Linked DNA regions of Homo sapiens: region 2 is linked to region 1. Evidence: read pairs that join two places in POLR2A ChIA-PET (ENCODE). Cell type or tissue: IMR-90. All regions are shown on one strand. Each heading gives the region's core, and the rest is flanking DNA. Links, peaks and the distances in the headings are about the cores only. Region 1 has its middle 110 kb from the start of LINC02889. Region 2 has its middle 27 kb from the start of LINC02889.

Region 1 (10,326 bases), core at 1,127-9,126:
AAAGGGCTTAACTATCCCAAGCATCTTGACATGTCTAGCTAATCCATTCCCAACTTATTTATCATGGAAGCCTCAGCATATGATTCATAATAGGTCCTTTACTGAATGTACAAAAAAATGTAAAATACAGACTTAGTATTCTTTATCTGAAATGCTTGGGAACAGAGTGTTTTGGATTTCAAAAGTTTTTGGATGTTGAAATATTTGCATGTACATAATGAGACGTCTTGGGGATGGAGTCCAAATCTAAACACAAAACTCATTTATGTTTCATAAACACTTTATATACATAGCCTGAGTGTAATTTTGTACAATATTTTAAATAATTTTGTGCAAAGTTTTGCCTGCATTTTGACTGAGACCCATCACATGAGGTTTGGTGTAAATTTTTCCACTTATGTTGTCATGTTGGTACTTAGAAAGTTTTGGATTTGTGAGCATTTTGGAGTTTTGGACTAGGGATGCTCAGCCTGTATACATTTTTATATTTTAATTTTCAATATTATTATAGAAATAAAAATGGCAATAGTTACAATACTTATTAAATGCTAAGTACTGTTTTGAATACTTTATATGTTTATCTCATATAAACCTCGTGACAGCTCCTTTGAAATAGTTGCATTGTCTCTATTTTACAGATGAAGAAAGTGAGGTAAAATAAATTTCCCAAGGTCATATATCAAACCCAGGCAGACTGGCTCACAGTTCGTGTTCATAACCTCGATGCCTTGTTCCCTTTTTATAGCATTAGAAACAATTTCATGTTCTGGTAAATTTTTTTTTTAAATGTGTAGAATGATGTGTGAATTATACAGAAAGCAACCTTATTTCTTTAGAGTTATCCTTTATGTTTAACTACAATAGTTACTTCCCAAGGAAAGAAAGATTTCTCTAGGCTGGGAGAAAGGGGTAGAGATGAGAAAATAATTTCCCACATCAGTGGAAAAATGGCCTCACAGCAATCTGTAGACGTGAGAAAATGTGTGGATAGATGATGTGTAACCAGAGGGCCTCTTCTACCCTCAAGATATCTTGGACCTGCATAGAATCTTGGAAGCACGCCACAGACCCATGTTGGTATTGGTGGACAGGGAACCTTAATGACTGAGTTAAATTTTCTACCTGCATGGCCCAATGGGAGCTTATAATAAAATTAAATTATTTTACGGAAAATGTACAGTTGCAAATGTTCTTACACACATAGTTGAGTTTATAGTGATTTTTATACCCTTCTTACATCCTTTAGAGAGCTGTTTTTCTCTAAATGTATCCACGCCTTCTATGAATTGGTCTTTTCAAAAAGGTTGTTGACTGAGGAAAATTTCTAACACAACAATCTGGCCCGTTCCCAAATTGGGCAAAGCCATCCTTGGAGAGCAATTAATGTCTGACCTCTGGTCTTAGAATGAGAGGGGAATGTGTTTATAAACATGAAATTTAAAATGAAATATCAGGTGAGTGTAATCAGAATTGTTGAAAGGACCCAATTCAGAGAGATTTAGTCTGTTTCTTGATAACCTCTGAAGTCCAAGAATTGCAAAAGGCTTTAATAAGTAGTAGATCTCATGTAAAATCAATAATTGTGGTTGTCTGTGGCCTCCAGTAAAATTTCATTAGTGTTCGTTTTCACTAGTGTAAGCATCTCTTTGGTGCACCATGTATTCCATGGTCACTATTTAAATAGTGAGGCACTAACACTGTATTTGAAGCACACATCAGAAAGCCAGTGGGTATGGGATTTTGACTATAGGCTATTGAGTCAGAATGTTTTTGTTGTTATTTCACCTTGGTTAATTATCCTCTTCAACCGACTCTCATACTGTCTACAATCAAGATAGCATTCCTATTAATCTTTCATGGGAGGCGTTGCAGAATCTATCTAATGTTTTATTTTGTAAGCATATTTTTAAGCATTTTAGTAGTTTTCCATGTTTACTGTATTTGTTTGTATTCAGACAAATGAATGTTTCAAATGTTAAAACTCATACTGAATGCTACTACGGGCCAGTTATGGATGATGTAAAGATGAATAAGACAAGGCTCCTGCCCTCCAAGAACTGTAGAGCTGTGGTGGCAAAGAGAGGCAGTAACCTGGCAATTCCAAGTCAGGGATGAGGCAGACACCATTGGTTCTCTGTTCAACAGTCACTCTTTCTGTCTTCCTGGCTAACTGGGCCCTGATTTAAAAATAAATAAATAAATAAAGCAGCAAGATGCCCAAAGAAGGTAGGCCTCATTATTCAGGGATGCATTATGATTGGTTAAAGCCACTTAGGTAATCCTGTTCCCCTTTACCATGATTGGCTGGAATGGCCATGTGGCCTTCTTCCTGGCCAGTGAGACAAAAGTTAGACTCTTCTGGAAAAGCATACCTGGAAAGGAAATCCTTTCCACTAATCAAAAATGGAGACAAGTGGGTAGGATATCGCTCCTTCTCTTCCTGCTTTTGAGAGTGGTTTTGAGGTGATGGTGGTTGGAGCTTGAGGAGCAATTTTCTAACTCGTTGGGGATGGTTGATGGACAGATAGAAAGGAGATCGTCCTTGATAACAATGTAGAACTGAACTAACCGTGCTACCAACTTTCTCCAGAATTCTTGTTCTGTGAGGTAGTAGTGATAATAATCTCCTCTTGCTTCAGGCACTTCTAGTTACTTATTAAATTACCGGCACCTGAAAAAAAACTCTACTTGATAGGTATTTCAGTAAAGTTAGGTACAAATCCCTAAAGAAGCACAGGAGACAAGAAGGTAATTTAGCTGGGGGAATGAGAGAGGGTCTCCTAGATAAGGTGAACTTTGAGCTTTGTTTTGAAGAACAAGTAGAAATTCACTAGGAAGAAATGGCAGGGAAGGGCATCCAGGAAAGGCACGTAGAATGGCCTGGAGGCATGAGGGCCCTGGCCTCTCTAGACTACAATGTGGTTTTAGATGCCCAGAGTACTTTAGATGCTCAGTGGAATGGATCTCATAACATGAGGAGATTTCAAATTCACTTACATGAGATTGTTAAAGGTTTCAAATTAAGTATACAGTCTGAGATGTACAGTAACCTATAATCTTGATTTAGAAGCCTTGAATCTACATCCTGTGGCTTTGAGTTTGGAAACGGAGGGGCAGTGAACAAGTGACGGCAGAGCACACAGTGTGGTTTCCAAGTTCTCTGTTTTTTTTTTTTTTTTTAATTGTTGTTCACAGCTCGGCAACTTTTATGAAGCATTCGAAGTTTGGTTCTTTTGTTAGTGCAGGTCATCTGAGAAGCAGATGAAAAGACATGAATAAACATGTAAGGATTTTATTAGGGGAACAGCCTTGTGAGAGGAAATGGAGAGTGAGCAGGGTGAGGCCACGGGACTGGGATGCAGTTGCAACATAGACAAGGAAAGAGGGAGGGAGGGTTGTGTGAAAGTGCCCTAGGCCACTGTGCAGTCTAAGGAAGGTTCGGAAAGGCCATGGGTCCTCAAGCCAGAGTCATGGTCAGCACAGTCTTCTGTCCCCCAATAAAGAGCCTGCCTCCGCATCCCTGCCCCATGCAAAGCAGCCAATGGGAAGCCCAACCTCGGCACAAACATGGCAATGGATCTTAGAGCACAGCTGCTGGGGCCACATATTCCTTGCAGTTGGACGTTTGCAAGGATTTTCTGTTTCTTTTCAAAACATTGCCTTAAAAAGAAAACTGCTAAGAGTGGTGATGGAATTATAAAAAAAATCAAATATTTTATACATTTTTTTAGGTAAAATTCTTAACCTTTTTTGGGTCATGGGACCCATTCAGCACTTGATTTCAGCTATGGACTCTAGCATGACCCATTGGCCTCGTCTTAGCTTCCTGAGCCCCCAGCTTTCCCGCAGCTGGGCTCCCAATATCTGCTGCTGCAGCACCTCCACAGCTTCCCACTTGATGACACCTGGAGCTCTTCTGCCATTGCTTGTCCTCCTTCTTGGATAGACTCATGGTTCAGCAGCTGCAAGCATACTTTCGCTTGAAAGATACCTTGGCTAAGAGTATTTATGTTTTGCCCTTCAGGGCCTCTATAGTTCACTTCCAATCTCAGAACTATCTCTGAATCCTCACTGAGTATTAATTCCTAGACTATCTAAAGGATGAGATTACTTCTATTAATGTGTTTAGATCTATTAACGTGCCTTGTCCACATGGTCAACTGGCACCTTTTCCTGTCTTCCTTAGTCCATATGAGCTCTTTGTCTCAAATTTAGGGTTGACAACCTAGACTATGTTCTTGACTTCATCCTTAACACTTAAGGATATATACCCCCTTTTTTAAAAGCCCCCCCAACCATTGTGCTCACATAATCATAAAAATCACATATATAATACACACATATACGTACTCCCTCAGACACAGTATTAAAAATGCATATGAAGTCGATTCTCATTATCCATGGTAGTTATGCTCTACAGAGTTGCTGTGAACACTGAATTAGTGAATACAGAACTATTTCTCCCAGGGAAATATGTACACATATATACATAGATTATAATATAAATCCCGAACCCAATTCATGCTAGTAGATTCTATTTTCTTTACTTTTTCAAAAGAGAAAACAAGCATCAGAAGTGTTAAGTGACTTGTCTGAGGCCACCCCACTAATAGGTGCCAGACTGGGACTCAACCCCATCCAACCAGCCCAGAGCTGGAGTTTCCAGCACTGCCCAGATCAGTTCCTTGCTGTCACCACCCTCGACTCATCTCTGTATGAGAACTGAAGCCGAAGGCAGAGCTTTTCCGGGTTCCACCTCAGCTGGGAATGTGCTTGTTGGGGCAATCCAAAATTTCTGCCAATGTATGAATGTCTGTGAATGACGGTGAAGGCATGCTAGTATTGATTTTGGGGTTACACATAAATTATAGCTGGTAGACAAATCTGCAAACAGGAAATCCATGAATAATGAAGATCAACAATGCAAGGTAAAAAAATAAAAATGTACAAAGGGGTGTACAGTGAAAAATATGTCTCCTTTTCCGTCTCCTTAGATTTCTGGTTCTTGTATCCCTCCACCCCCATCCTCAAGGAACTGCTATTATCAATGTCTTATTTATTCTTTCAGAGATAACCTTCTAATAGCACCTTGGGCAAAATGAGTGGTTAAAACGGGGAATTTGAATTTAAACAGATCTAGCTTTAAAAATGCTAATATGGGCAACTTATTCAAACTCTCTAGGCCTCAGTTTCTTCAACCCTAAAACAGAGGCCTCCTAGGTGAGCTGACAGGATTATACAGCCTCGTGTATGTAAAGTACCTGTCACTGTAAAGGCCCGTATGACAGCTGTGATCTTCACCTCCAAAGCACTGAGCTTCCCAAAGACTTCTTATTCTTTTTTTTTTTTTTGCAATGCCAAGGTTTCTTACAGTTTAATGTTTTGCATGCCAAGGTGGCATTGCGAAAAATAAATAAATAAATAAAAGAATAAGAAGTCTTTGAGAAGCTCAGTGCTTTGGTTAGACCCAAAGACTTCTTACTCTACACTGTGGTTCTGACTTTAGCTGTTTCACTGCCTGTGTCTCTCCCACACATCCTCAACCTTGTGTGGGAGATATGAGTTCAACGTCACAGTGAGGAATCTGGCTGGAGAGAGGAGTTTATTAGCTGGAGCCATTCTATGCAGGCTAAGCCATCACTTCTAGTTAGGATTTGTGGAAAGGGTCACAGGATTTTTTTTTTTAAGAACTGGTGTAAATCAGGGCTTAGCTTCAGCTTCAGCCAAACAGAGAGGGGAAATAGGAAGATATAAACTAATGGAGAAGAGAGGGGCCATTTCCTTATTCAAATAAATAGGTACTTCATTCAACGTAGGCATCTAATAAGGCACCCAGTGTTTTTCCCTTCTTTCAAGTGGAAGTCTATCATAAATTTTGGGCCTTAACCATACTTGAAAAGATCTATGTAAAAATGGCTTCCTTGAAAGAATTAAATAGCATCCCCTCCCCCAGCCATTGTAAATCTTTTTCAATTGTACATATATTTTCATTTGCTAGATGTGCTACCATTGGTAAAGCCTTTAGGAAGGATTCAACATTTGAGCTATCATTTTTTAAAAGAAAGTTGTTGTTGTATTTGACTCACGCCTTTCTTGCAGTCAATCTGCCTAGCATATAATAAAATTAAAAATAAAATAGAAGACCATGTCATGGGGAAATGGGTCTATATTTGAATTATTTGGTTTCTTTACGTTATCAGGCAAAGCCGTCTGCAGCTTGGTTGTTACTGAATGTTCAGAATACTGGCATTTCTCTGCCTTGTGTATCTCCAAGATTTAATTCCTATTGACTTCAAAGGGAAAAAATACACATCAAGTTTCTGTTTTGGGGAGGGCCTCAGAAGCTTGTCTGCCTTTTTAAAGAAAATAAAAGCCTTTCTATTTCCTTGCTTGCTCAGGAGCAGCTATCATCATAAATGTCAACTCAGATTTCTTACAGTTTAATGTTTTAAGTTGGGAACGGGATATCCAATGTATGCTTTCCCTTTTTCTGTATCAGTTGACTTTTTGTATCTGGATAGCCCAAAAAGACTTGAGTTGAAATTAAGGTAAGTGAAATGTATTCTGGTCATTGAACAAATAATTCCTCTTTTCCATTTTTGAAGTCTCAGCTCTGGGCCTGTACTTGGCAGGGTGGGAGTCTTTTGTTGCTTGACTCTTCAGAATCTCTGATTGCAAATATAACTGTTGGGGTACTCACTGCCCATTCCCCGGTTCAGATCAAGGTGTGAGAAAAAGCTAATCATTAGATACTGTCCACAACTTAATTTTTTCTGGCTTGGACAAGTGCACTAATGCTAGTTCTTTTTTTTTTTTTGGCAGTCTGTAATCTCTACCATAATTATTCAAAAATATTTTGTTGGTTGATCTCGATGAGATGAAGGGAAAATTCTCATCGTATCATTTAGCTCTGTTGATAACTTAAAAAATTTGTAGATAAAATGCTCTTTTTTTCTCCATGTGCTGTAGTTTGGATGTCTGTCCTCCCAAATCCCATGATGAAACTTATCCCCAATGTTGGAGGTGGGGACTAATAGGAGGTGCTTGGGTCATGGAGGCAGAGCCCTCATGAATGGTTTAGTGCAGTCCTTGTGGGAATAGAGTTCTCACTGACCTCAATCTCATGGGAGCTGGTTGTTAAAAAGAGCCTGGCACCACCCCTGTCTCTCTTGCTACCTCTCTCGCCATGTGTCTCTACACACACTGACCCTGCTTCACCTTCTGCTGTGAGTGGAAGCAGCCATAGGCCATCATCAGAAGCAGATGCTGGTACCAGGCATCTAGCACAGCCTGCAGAAGGGTGAGCCAAACAAACCCCTTTTCCTTATAAATTACCCACCCTCAATTATTTCTTTATACTAACACTAAATGGACTAAGACACCATGTTTCAATAAAAAGTTATATTGCTATATGCTTATCATTAGATTTTCCTCCTCCATGGGTCAGTGGCCCTTAAGAGGAATAAACAGATTCCCTACCTCTGCCAATAATGATTCCTTCTAGTAGTATCAGATTCAACTGTGATCAATACAAGGAAACGGGGAAATATGGTTCTTGTTCTTGGGATGCTTACTGTCTGGCTAGTGAGAACAGACATGGAGCTACTTGCTATGATATAGAAGTGATAAATGGGATTGTGGTTTAGATAAGTAGTTTTCAACCTGTTTTTGGCCACAACACACATGTAAATTGAAGTTCACGTTTGTGACACACACTCAGGGGTGTAATAATGGTTGGTTAAACACAATTCTTTAGAAAGTAGCTATAGCCCCAACACTTTCTCTCCTATTTAAGAAAACATTAGCATGTGAGTAAGGAAATAAGCAGGCTAGAATGTAAAGGTTGTCCTTAAATTTATCCTCATTTGTTTACAAATGTCAATTATTTAAAAACTTTAGTTATTAGTAGTGTTATTAGTAGTAGTAACATTATTATTAGTAATGAATTACTCACAACATACTTCACAACTGACTTCACATTTTAGAATTGGAAAGGTGCTGATTTATGCAATAATTGTTACCAAGGTTTTGTTGGGTCTCACAAATACATACACAAACATAGTTATCAAAGAGCCTATGAGTACCTCTGTCTCAGGCAGAGGGCAACCCCCAAATCTGAACATATTCTCTTGTGATTATCACTCTTGAGGCTCCAAAGAAATGTTTCTCTACCTCTCTTCCCCTGTGTCTTTGATTTCTTGTGTCAGAATGCCATGAAACGTTATAGTTGGTGTTCCTGCTGATGTCAGAGAATGATGCTGCCTCCCAGCTCAGACAAGATTTCAGTGGTAGAAGTGCAGAGGTATGTCAAATCTGTTCGCTCAGGAAAGCAGTGTCATTTCTCAGTAGCTTCTGAATAGCAGCCTGGCCATGTGACTTGCTTTGTCTATTTAAAAGTAAAAGAAGTGACATACGTCACTCCCAAATGGAAGCGTTCAGAGCTATTGCATGGTTCCATCATTGCTTTTTCCTTTGCTGCAAGGGCAGACTCACTTCCCAGAAAAAGAACTACCCTGGAATGCCAAAGATATGAAGTTCAACTGAAACCCGTCTGCAACAGACATTAATATGAACAAGAAATATACCTTTGTTGTCATCAACACTGAGATTGTGGGGTTATTTTTTTGTTTGTTGTTTTCCATCAAGCATAACTTAAACTGATCAATATATATAGTGTTATGAAGATATCATCAGTTTTCATAGAGTCTTGGTTTCAAGTTTGATTTTTCATGTTTCATGGGCATGTTCCTTGACTTCTCAGAAATCAGTTTTCTTATCAGCAAGATAGGAATAAAAAATAATTGTTACCATTGCCGTGAAAATTAATTAGAATACTGTAATTTAAAATACATTATAAACTTCCAAAATGTGTAAATTTAAGGAGGCAGCTTCTCTTACAAGGAAGACATTTTTTTTTTTTATTATTATAGTTTAAGTTCTAGGGTGCATGTGCGCAACGTGCAGGTTTGTTACATAGTTATATGTGTGCCATGGTTTGCTGCACCCATCAACTTGTCATTTACATTAGGTATTTCTCCTAATGCTATCACTGCCCCAGTCCCCTACTCCCCAACAGGCCCCCGTGTGTGATGTTCCCCACCCTGTGTGCAAGTGTTCTGATTGTTCAATTCCCACCTCAGAGTGAGAACATGCGGTGTTTGGTCTTCTGTCCTTGTGATAGTTTGCTGAGAATGATGGTTTCCAGCTTCATCCATGGCCCTGCAAAGGACATGAACTCAAGAAGGAAGACAGTTTTTAGGGTAGAACAGACCTAGGTTTGCAATCCACCCCAGCTTTTTACTCACTTTGAAATCTTGCACTGAGATATTACTGAAGTCCTTTGAGCCAGTTTCTTAATATGTAAAAAGAGGATCTGAAAACTATGCAGGTTTGTTGGATTGGGTAGTTATTGTTTGAAAAATATCTCTGTCTCAGCAGTTAGCACACACCAGGAGCTCAATACATGGTGACTGCTCTTATTGTAAGAACTATGAGTTGTTTTACTATATATGTTGTAGATTCAAGGTATACAATCAACAATGTTAATCAGCACTTTAAGGGGTCATGCACATGTACCACCCAATTAAAGTGTATGGCAGCTATTGCTTACCTGGCTATTTCTCTTTCTTCAACTCTGATTCCCTTTAGAAAAGGGCAAATTCATCTTCCTTTCCCTGACCCTAGCACATAGAATCTCTTCAAAAAACATGTGTTGGATTTTAAAAGTTTGAAGTTTAATTATGGATGTTCTAAAATACTAAAAGTTAATAATTTGGGGCTTTATATTTTATGTTAGTATTTCTCAAGATATGGTCTTAGCGCCACTTGCATCAGAAGGATAGCGGGGTGGGAAAGGTGGTGAGCTGCTTGCTACAGTGCAGATTTCAGACTTACTGAATCCAAATTTCTGGGGGGCTTCTTGCTCAGAGAGTCTGGATTTTTACTAAGAACTTCAGTTTGACTCCCATAAATACTGAGTTTTTGAGACTTGATGCTCCAAATGATAGAAACCTCATGGAGGAATGGCGCCCCCTGCTACATTAGTGTGAGGGGCAACTAGACAGCTGGTACAAATGCAGATTCAGAGACCTCTCCTCATATTTTAAGATTCAATATGTCTGTGGTGGAAGCCACGAATCCGAATTTTTGACAAATATCCTTCCATGTGGCCCCTCTCCCTACCTCCAGCGCAGGTGTCTGGGACACCAAGCTTGGCGAAATATGCAGCTAAAATCTCTTTTTTTAAAAATTATTTATTTATTTATTTGAGATGGAGTCTCGCTCTGTAGACCAGACTGGAGTGCAGTGGTGCGATTTCAGCTCACT
Region 2 (10,326 bases), core at 1,089-9,088, 87 kb after region 1:
CGTGATTATTGATGACATCTGGGCTGAATCAGAATTTAAATTTGGACTTGCATGAGTTCACTGTGAAGGGCCTTCCTTATGAGGATCCGGGTTTTCAGAAAAACTGAAACCAATAGTCCTTTCTTTGCTTCAAGCTGCTGCAGACCAGAAAGTGGTCTAATCTGATAAATGGCAGACTTCACTGTCTTTGGGAGTCTGCTTCCCAGGTGATTCAGGTACCCTTTTCAGAGAACGTTGCCATTCCATAGACTTCTTTACAGTATTAATGGGGCAGTAGAATATAATCTCCAAATGCTTGGCTGATTTTCAGGAGACTGGTTGTTTAGCACTCACAAAAATGCCTTCTTTAAATTTACGCACAGAGATAGACCTATCCAGCATGTGTTGGATTTAGACTGTCATGATTTTTTGCTTAAATATCTGGGAGTTGGCAGCATGTTTTCCACTAAGCAGACCTGCCTTGTTTTTTTGAACCAATGAGTTATTTGAATGTATTAGGATTCACATGTTTTTCATTAATTCACAATTAACTCATATCAAGATGTTATTTTATGAGAGCATTTTAACATCCATCAAACCCTCTGAGTATTTCTAAAATGCACTCTAAGCTGCCTTTTAACCTTAGAATATGTTAGGCATGGTATCAAAGGCAGTTGTTTCAAAGGTGGAGACGTGGATCTGGCAGAGAGACAAGGGCAGAACATCACAGTGTTAAATGAAGAGCCAATAAAGCTTCACTTTATTAGTAGTTAACTAGAAATTGAAGCTGGGTACCAATTTAGTTGTGAGATAATGGGCTTTTCTTGCATTTACTTTCTTATCTATATAATGGGAGTAACAAGGAATTTTTCAGAACATAAAAGGATATAAATACATTTTTAAAATGCCTTGAAAGATGGGGACACCGTTCAATACAAATAAACACTGGGATTCGTGTAGTCTATCAAACCTTTCTTTCTCAATGGTGACGACAGACTTGATATTGAAATGAATTCTGCCTCTGCCATGTACTCGAGTTATAAGCTAACATGTGTCATGTTTCCCAAACACTTCCCAGTGCCTTTATTTATTTTTGTCTTATATTTCCATAAATGCAAGCTTTGTGGTACAATTGGATAAACACAGAATTCTAAGTCAGAATTGCATGTGTTGAGACATAGAATGAAGGCAAGTCAACGATCCTGTTTTTTCAATGTTTTCTTCCCTCATTGGAGGAACATAGGTGCAAACAGCTGTTGTGAACACGTGGCCAATTTGCCTATGAGGCATTGGTCATCTATCTGCCTGAATAATTAAAATAGGAATATTTTCCTTTTCAGGGATGTATATTCTTTATGTAAATATATAAACAACGCATTTGATATACAAATATATACAATACAATTTGGAGAAAATTAAATAAATTAATTCCCCAGATACAGCCTGCTTCATTGTCTTAGAAAGTCATTTTCTTCATATTCTTCTTGTCAAATTCCTTTATATTAAGACCTAGCTAAAAAAGCCACCACCTCCACGAAGCCTGCCATGTTTTTCCAACAGCTGTTTGTGTAGATGATAAATACTTGTACTTTGCTGTGAGTTAGTATGAGCCTTTCAGGAACAGGACTGGGTGCCCATCATCTTTGTCTTCTACCATATTGACTACTCCAGGATTGATCATGTAGCAGATCTCCAGTGAATATTTCTTGAACTACAAATTGAGTTCAAGTGATCTTTTCAAAGTTTTTCTACTAACCTCATTATTGCTATTTCCTAGGACCAAGCTCAGACGTCCTCCACAAATTATTCTCTGATAAGCTCAGCCAACAGCTTCCCTCCTTTGTATAACTTTGACTTCAAACTTATATCTTGCCCTTTGTTCCTGTTGCCTATTTTCTGATGGGTTGACTGTCAAATTGCATTTTAACTTCCTTAAAAACACAGATTAAGTGAAAGTATAGCACCTGGATAGTGCTCTGTTATAATAGGTGCCCAATTGCTAGTTATTCATTGACCAATCCCCACAGCAGGAGATAATGGCCTATAAGGAAGAGATGATTTTGTCATCTGCTGTGGTTCATTCTGCCCAAAGTACAGATGATGCAGAGCATTGGGAAAGAGGCTCTAATGACTTCGATATTAGAATCTAGTCTTGATCAATATACAATAAATCATTATTGGGCAAATCCTGTTTCCTATTTTTGGAAATGTTTGGTATGCAAACAGACTTTTATTTAAAATAATTTAGGTTATACTTGTCTGGGATAGTTTATCAGAGACTGTAAAGTAAAACTGTGGAAGGCTCTCAGCTTGATCATGAGAGGGAGTATTTGGATTAACTCTTCTTTGGGGGATAATATCTACAATTTCGGTAGCTGCCACCAGTGGAATGGTGATGGCTTGTGGTTATGATGGGAGGTACATATTAGCATCTCTGGAGACTTAACATATAATACACATTCCTGGGCCATGCTTACCCTAGGAGTTTCTGATCCAGATGGTTCGAATTGGGAACAAAGTGGGTGTGGGGTGTGTGTGTGTGTGTGTGTGTGTGTGTGTGTGTATGTGTGTGTGTCTTGAAAGCTCACAGATGATTCTGATGTACATTTACAGTTAAAAGCCATTGGTTTGGAGTTTGGAATATCTTGGTGCCCAAGAATAGATTTTCTTTTTTTAAAAGTTATGTTTTTAAATGTTAGATTCAGTGGGGTACATGTGCAGGTTTGTTACATAGATACATTGTATAATGGTGAGATTTGGGCTTCTAGCGTACCCATCACCCAAATAGTGAACGTTGCACCCAATAGGTAATTTTTCTTAGCCCTCACTCCTTCCCACCTTCCCTGCCTTTTGGAGTCCCCAGTGTCTTATTTTCATCTTTATGTCCATGTGTACCCATTGTTTAGTTCCCACTTATAAGTGAGAACATGCAGTATTTGATTTTCAGTTTGAGCTATTTCACTTAGGATAATGGCCTCCAGCTCTATCCATGTTGCTGCAAAGGACATGATTTCATGATTTTTCATGGCTGCATAGTTTTCCATGTTGCCTATATACCACATTTTCTTTATCCAATCCACCACTGATGGACACTTAGGCTGATTCCATGATTTTGCTATCAAGAATAGTGCTGCAATAAACATATGGGTGCAGGTGTCTTTAAAAATATAGAATGATTTCTTTTCCTTTGAGTAGATAGCCAGCAGTGGGGTTGCTGGGTCAAATGGGAGTTCTATTAGTTCTTTGAGAAATTGGCATACTGTTTTCCACAGGTGTTGTACTGATTTACATTCCTATCAACAGTGTATAAGGGTTGCCTTTTCCCTGCACTCACAGGTTTTCTTCTGGTAAGGATAAACTGGAATCCAAGATGGAAAGCAAGGTGCATTTGACTTTGCTTTTTCATACAATTATTTATGAAGAAAATGATATGTATATTGATGAGCTGCTTTTGTCTTATAATTTAGTGTCAAAGAAATGGATAGTCCTAAGTGTAGTTCATAGGATGTATTTGTAAGTAATAGCTAACAAAAACTGAGTATTTAAGAATTTAGCTTCCTTTTATTCTAAAGGAAGGTTTTTAGTGTTCTTCCATGTTTGAGACTATTTTGGTACTTTTTCATGTTTCTAGGCCCCATTCCAGCTATTCCTAACTTCTATTCAAAGGAAAGGTATAATTTTTTTTTCTTCTGTAAGCCTCTCCTGTTGCAATGTGTCCTTAATTAGCCTTAATTACTTTTACCTTCGTGTTCCTCTGATCCATAGATTGCTGCCTGGTTACCGAGCATTTGTTCTGTCTGCCGTCTAGCTCTGAATTACCTCCTAAGAAGAAAAATAGTTTTGGAAGTATAAGTGTTAGTATTCTCTCATTCAAAATCTCTGTTTCTTTATTTTACTGTTTTCTTAAAAGGGCCAGACACTTTAAATCTGAATACTTAAAAATCATCAAGTGAAGTAGCTTTTAAATAGGATCCAATAGCCGATGCATGGCTGTTATTAGTATGAACTGTGCTTAAAAACTTTCCAGGAAACCACAAGCGTTAATCTGGAGGAAGATAAGACCGTGGATGTCCTGTCTATTGTGCCACATGGATGCCCTTTCTATGAAACAATCTTTCACCAAAGTCCTTTAGGTACTTATGTTCATTTAAATGGGGGTTATTAACTAGAATTTTATGCTAGAAGAGTGTTATATCAAGATGGATTTTTATGAACATTTATTGAGTAGGTCACGTGCCAGCCATTTTTGTGAGGCAAAATGCAATCCTCAAAACCACCTCATGAGCAGATGTTATTCCCATATTCTGTATAAGAAAATTGAGATTCAAAGAGTTACATAATTTGTACATAGTCAGTGCAACTGCTTGGTGTGTGTTTCATATCTCATTGCAGCCAAGTCACCATCGACTTGGACTTCTGACCCCCGTCAACCAAGGCAGAAGACACAGAAGTTGTAAGGAAGCCAAGTTCAGAGCATCCAACCAGTAGCGTTCCTACATTCTACACAAAGGATGGTATAATGGCGCATTGTTCCTGTTAAAGTCAGTCAGTCACACAAACTGTCATATCCTTTGAGCATATCCATTTTCTTCCACAGAAATAAACTGCCTCTGGACAAATGTGCAAGCTTCCACAAATCTGCCCCATTCTGCCTTGATTTTGTTGGTTAGAAGACTTCTTTTCTGCTTTTAGGCAGCATCTTTGGTGGATTCTCTACATTTCTGGTTAATTATCACTACTATAACTGAGCTCAGTTTTCAATTTCCAAGCTCACAATTTAATCCAAAGAAATCCAAATTTTTCTGCTTCATCTTTTAGGCGCAAATACCTCCTGTGTCTTGGAATTGAAGGAGGGAGTAGAGGAGGTGTCTGTCTTCATCTGGCCCTGGTTTAGATCTCTTTGTTGGTGGTTGATGCTTCTCTGCTGTCCTTCCATGCCTCTATGGGGCAGCATCCAAGTGTCCACCTTTGGGGCACAGAGTGGAGTCTGTCCACTGCCCGGTTTTCGGAGTGGAACCTTATACCTTATAGCCCAGACAATCCCCACCACCAGTAGTCTAGCCACAGATTTTTGCTGCCACAACCCAGACTTTGGCTGGCACCTGGTAAACAGCTTTCTTGGGTAACCTATGATGAAAGACGGCTGCAGCATAGCTGTCTATTCCATGTCACTCTCTTCTGTGTACCATAATGTTGTTCTCATTCTCTTCCCACACAGGCGGAGTCTAAGCATACCCCTAAACAGCATCCTTTCTTACAGGAAAGCCCTCTTGGACTTCTTTCCAACCACATTCCCACTCTCCAGGCTATTCAGAGAAGAAAGATACATCTTACTTGGAAGTGGTAATCTTCTCACTGCTTGAGAAGAAGATGACCATCTTATTGTCTGCACTGCTCCCTTCTCTTGTATAGCAGTCATTCCAACCTTGCCTGCAATTAGAATTACCTGGGGAGCTTTAAAAAACATCTTATTGCCAAGAGTGGCACCAGACCAATCAGATATCTCTATAGGAGGCATCTAGGCACAAGTAGAAGCCTGATTTTGCCATCTCTTAATCCTGGCAGATGTTGGGTGCTATCTGCAGCTATTGACATTCTAAAACGTTCTAAAACGTTAGGATACTTCTGTCCTGTCGTTTCCAGTCATGGATCCTAGCCAGTCATTCAGGGAAAAATTCCCTTCAATATCCTGTTCCACAAGGATGAAATGACATGCTTGAGTATAGACAATGAAGTGAAAAGAGGGCCTTTTGCTTTCCTCAGCTATGGCCTCTAAAAGGGAGGTTACCATAAAATTCACCACCACCAAGTATTTGTGCTACAAATGAGTTGTATGAACCAGTGCAACAGCTTGCTTTCTATTCCTTCATTTCCAGGACAAATATGGACAGACAATACGTGTGGTTAGTTTTCTCTCTCTCTCCCTTTTTGTTGAAGGAATGCATAATGCTGAGGCTTGTTTGTTGTGGTTTAACTAGTCATGGCTTGGTTGTAGGGAGATGTAAATTGAGTGTAGCTGAGGGAGAGAAATTCCATCTGTAAAAATAAGAAACACAACCATATCTAAAATTTGAGGAGAAAAGAAAGCATTTTGATAAAGAGGTAGCAAAGAGCCTTAGTGACTGGGATCATGAAAACTTGTGTTGGATGTGTAGTAACAGATATTTTAGAGTGAAAAAAAAAGATTTGGACTCGGGGTCCTTGTGTTCTGGGTTTCACTCTGCCACTAACTGGTTTGGAGAGGCAACTAGAGCAGTGATTGGTAACCTGGTGTATGGAATCTACCTCCACCTGCCTGGGAACCAATCCTGGCTTTAGTGCTGACAAGGGGAGTCTCTTAATTGCTTTGTGTCTCAGTTTCCTCATCTGTAAAATGAGGATCACAGTAGCACCATATCAAGATTGTTATGAAAATCAAATGAGTTAATGTTCTAAAATATTCCATGTAAGCAGTTATTAAATGAAAAATAATTAAATTTGAGCATTTCATTAAATCTTTATGTACTTCAATATACTCATCATTAAAATACCTCTTTAAAATACCTAATAACCTCCATATTCCCTCCCTCCAATACCTATACAGATTAGACATTTTTCATTTACCTAGTTAATTTTGTTTATTTATAGATAAATAACACTCAAACAGCTTTGGAACTACATATAACAACGTACCTTCACCACTGGGATTAATGATATAACAACTTTGATTTGTTTTAAAGATATCACAGTAATAATTATTAAATAAGGATTAGCTATTCAGGAAGACTTGTTCTTAAGAGTGTCAGAAACAGTCCATTATATGCTATGAAATTAGAGAATTGGACACCAGTGAGGAAAAGTCACCAATGTCCTTTGCAATCTAATTACAAACTCATGATGTCTTCCCACCATGTCTTGGTTCCTACTGCCTTTTTTTTTTTTTCTTACCTGGAATGCCCTTTGTGTCCAGCAGCATTGCAGAGAGCTGAGCTATCCTTCAATGACTAGCTCAAATACCTCCTTCATTACACCTTCCTTGATTTCTCTTGTCGGAAATGACTACTACCTTGTATCAACCTCTCCTGCAGAATTTTGGGGATTATATTCAGAACTATAGTTATTTGTGTACTTATCTTTGGCCTTCACATTAGACTGTAGAGCTCATGCCTGCATGGTATGGTATACTATATCATAATACGTGGTCTTTAAATAAAAGACTTTGAAGAGAAGAACAATTCTTATTTTCCAACTTAAAAAAAAGTTAATTTTTTAAAATAAAAGTTTTAGGTTCACAGCCAAATTGAGAGGAAGGTATAGAGATGCCTGTGAACCTCCACCTCACACATGTATACCCCACACCTGCTGACATGTTTCGAACCAGGAATGGTACTCTTGTTTCAACTGATGAACCTACATTGACACATCATTATCCACAGTCCATAGTTTACATGAGGGTTCACTCTTGCTATTTTTTAAAAATCTTTTTATTTCTTCTAAAAAAAAGGGATACATGTGCAGAACATGCAGGTTTGTTACATAGGTATACATGTGCCATGGTGTTTTGCTGCTTCTATTGACCCATCCTCTAAGTTCCCTCTGCTCCCCCAACCCCCCAACAGGCCCTGATGTGTGTTGTTCCCTTCTGTGTGTCCATGTGTTCTTATTGTTCAACTCCTGCTTATGTGAGAACGTGCAGTGTTTGGTTTTCTGTTCCTGTGTTAGTTTGCTGAGGATGATGGCTTCCAGCTTCATCCATGTCCCTGCAAAGGACATAATCTCATTCCTTTTTATGTATGCAAAGTATTCCATGGTGTATATGTACCACATTTTATTTATCCAGTCTATCATTGATGAGCATTTAGGTTGGTTCCATGTCTTTGCTATTGTAAATAGTGCTGCAGTAAACATACGTGTACACGTGTCTTTATAGTAGAATGATTTATATTCCTTTGGGTATATACCCAGTACAGGGATTGCTGGGTCAAATGGTATTTCTGGCTCTAGATCCTTGTGGAATTGCTGTAATATCTTCCACAATGGTTGAACTAATTTACATTCCCACCAACAGTGTAAAAGCATTCCTATTTCTCCACAGCTTTGCTAGCAACTATTGTTTCCTGACTTTTAATCATCACCATTCTGACTGATGTGAGATGGTATCTCATTGTGGTTTTGATTTGCATTTCTCTGATGATCAGTGATGTTGAGCTTTATTTCATATGTTTGTTGGCCACATAAATGTCTTCTTTTGAGAAGTGTCTGTTCATATCCTTTGCTCACTTTTTGATGGGGTCATTTTTTTTTTCTTGTAAATTCTGGATATTAGAACTTTATCAAATGGACAGATTGCAAAAATTTTCTCTTATTCTGTAGGTTGCCTGTTCACTCTGATGATAGTTTCTTTTGCTGTGAAGAAACTCTTTAGTTTAATTATATCCTATTTGTCAATTTTGGCTTTTGTTGGAATTGCTTTTGGCGTTTTAATCTGCCTGTGCCTATGTCCTGAATGGTATTGCCTAGGTTTTCTTCTAGGGTTTTATGGTTTTGGGTTTTACATTTAAGTCTCTAATCCATCTTGAGTTAATTTTTTGTGTAAGGTATAAGGAAGGCGTCCAGTTTCAGTTTTCTGCATATGGCTAGCCAGTTTTCCCTCACTCTTGCTATTGCATATTCTATGGGTTTGACAAAATGTATAATGACATGTATCCACCATTCGAGTATCATACAGAGTATTGTCACTACTCTCAAATCCTTGGTCCTCCACCTATTTTTCCATTCCCCAACCCCTTGGAACTGCTGATCTTCACCTTAATCTTTTACCTTAAAAATTAACAATTAGTGACTTTCTCCTTGGTAATTAAGATACTCCTTTTCTGTTGATTGTGGTGTTTCTGCTTTTACAACTAGGTACTTCAAATTATGCAGTTATTTTCTTTCAGATTCTACAGTATGTAGTTTTTATCAAATAGTTCTTCAAATAATTTGCAGTACCTTATTTAACTTACCTAGCATAATAAAATCCTAGTATTATATGTACACACATATATGTACATCATATATATTTCAATAATTTCAGGTAAAGAATGATTTTTACATACTCATCTCATTTTTCTTCAGAATTAGAAAATGAATTATATTTGTGCTTGGGGCAGGATGTTGTGTAAATTTCTGTGTTATGTTTATATATCTAACTAAAATATGGTGTTACCAGATTAGTTTTGTAATTTCAATCCAGTTTTTTCAAAATGCCCAAGAGATGTCCGTTTCAATCATGCAAGAAACTTTTTGTTTTAAGTCAGACACCAGGATGAAGTTACTGGGTGGCTTGTTAATTTTTAATGATCAATAGAGTTCTATCACAAGGGAGAATAAATGGAGATGGTAAAAAGCTTTCTCAATTCTGAAAAAAAGCATAGACATTTCTGTGCTGCTGTAATTATTTGCAGATCCTTGTGGAAGCAGGGGGAAAGTTCCATGTGAAGATTATTTCCCAATGTTGAGTCTGCAAATAGTTCCAGTCTTAGGTGTGAGCATTCAGTTTCTGGTTGTGAAGAATCATCTACCTGCACAGAAGCAAGAGATTGCTGATTATTTTTCCTTCAGCAATTCATCGTTGTGAAGATGACTCTAGAACTCTGAGTTAAATTGCCTGGCAGGTCTCTTGAATTCTGATAACATTTTCCTGAATGCTTATGTTTTACATATATTTTTAATTTAACTTGCCTTTTTAAAAGAGAAATTGCTCTGTACACATGCTTAAAGAGATAGTATGAAACAAAGGCAATCAGTGCCTCTACTAGCAAGACATGTAGAAACACAGGAAACACATGGAGAATTAATTTCCAACATCCAGGTTCTGTCGATTATGAATAAAGTTGCTATGAGCACTAACATACAAATGTTTGTGTGGACATATGTTTTCATTTATCTTGGGTAAATACTTATGAGTGGAATTTCTGGGTTAGATGGTAAGGATGAGTCTGACTTTATAAGAAAATGCCAAACTGTTCTCCAAAGTGTCTGTACCACTTTGCATTCCCACCAGCAGTGTTGGAGATTTCCAGTTGCTCCACAGCACTTGTTATCAATCTTTTTAAATTTTAGTCATTCTAGAGGGTGTGTTGGGACATTGCATTGGAGTTTTAATTTATATTTAACAATAATGACATTGAATACTTTTTCATATGCTGTTTTCCATCAGCATCTTTTTTTGAAGTGTGTCTATTCAACTATTTTGTTAAAATTGTGGCTTGTTAGTCTTGTTATTGAGTTTAGAGAGTTCTTTATATTCTCTGCACACCTGTTCTTTACTGTTTGGAGATAACTCTTTATGGATCTCTCATATTTCTGCACATATTGTGAGCAGGG

What was found. ChIA-PET counts read pairs that join two places held together with the same protein. Peaks named below come from ENCODE experiments on the same cell type or tissue, not always from the same donor. Only the 100,000 strongest peaks of a DNase experiment are listed, where the experiment ranks them.
Region 2: POLR2A ChIA-PET joins it to region 1 with 6 read pairs; 2 of 35 experiments call an interaction of 5 or more read pairs at or near these places.

What each region holds. Positions count from the first base shown.
Region 1 is chr7:17,667,378-17,677,703 of GRCh38, reverse strand. No RefSeq gene overlaps it. Among named protein-coding and RNA genes, the nearest start is that of LINC02889, 110 kb to the right of the region's middle. In IMR-90, for the core only: no CTCF peak of the experiment used is centred there; no DNase peak of the experiment used is centred there.
Region 2 is chr7:17,580,607-17,590,932 of GRCh38, reverse strand. No RefSeq gene overlaps it. Among named protein-coding and RNA genes, the nearest start is that of LINC02889, 27 kb to the right of the region's middle. In IMR-90, for the core only: no CTCF peak of the experiment used is centred there; a DNase peak (open chromatin) is centred at 5,922.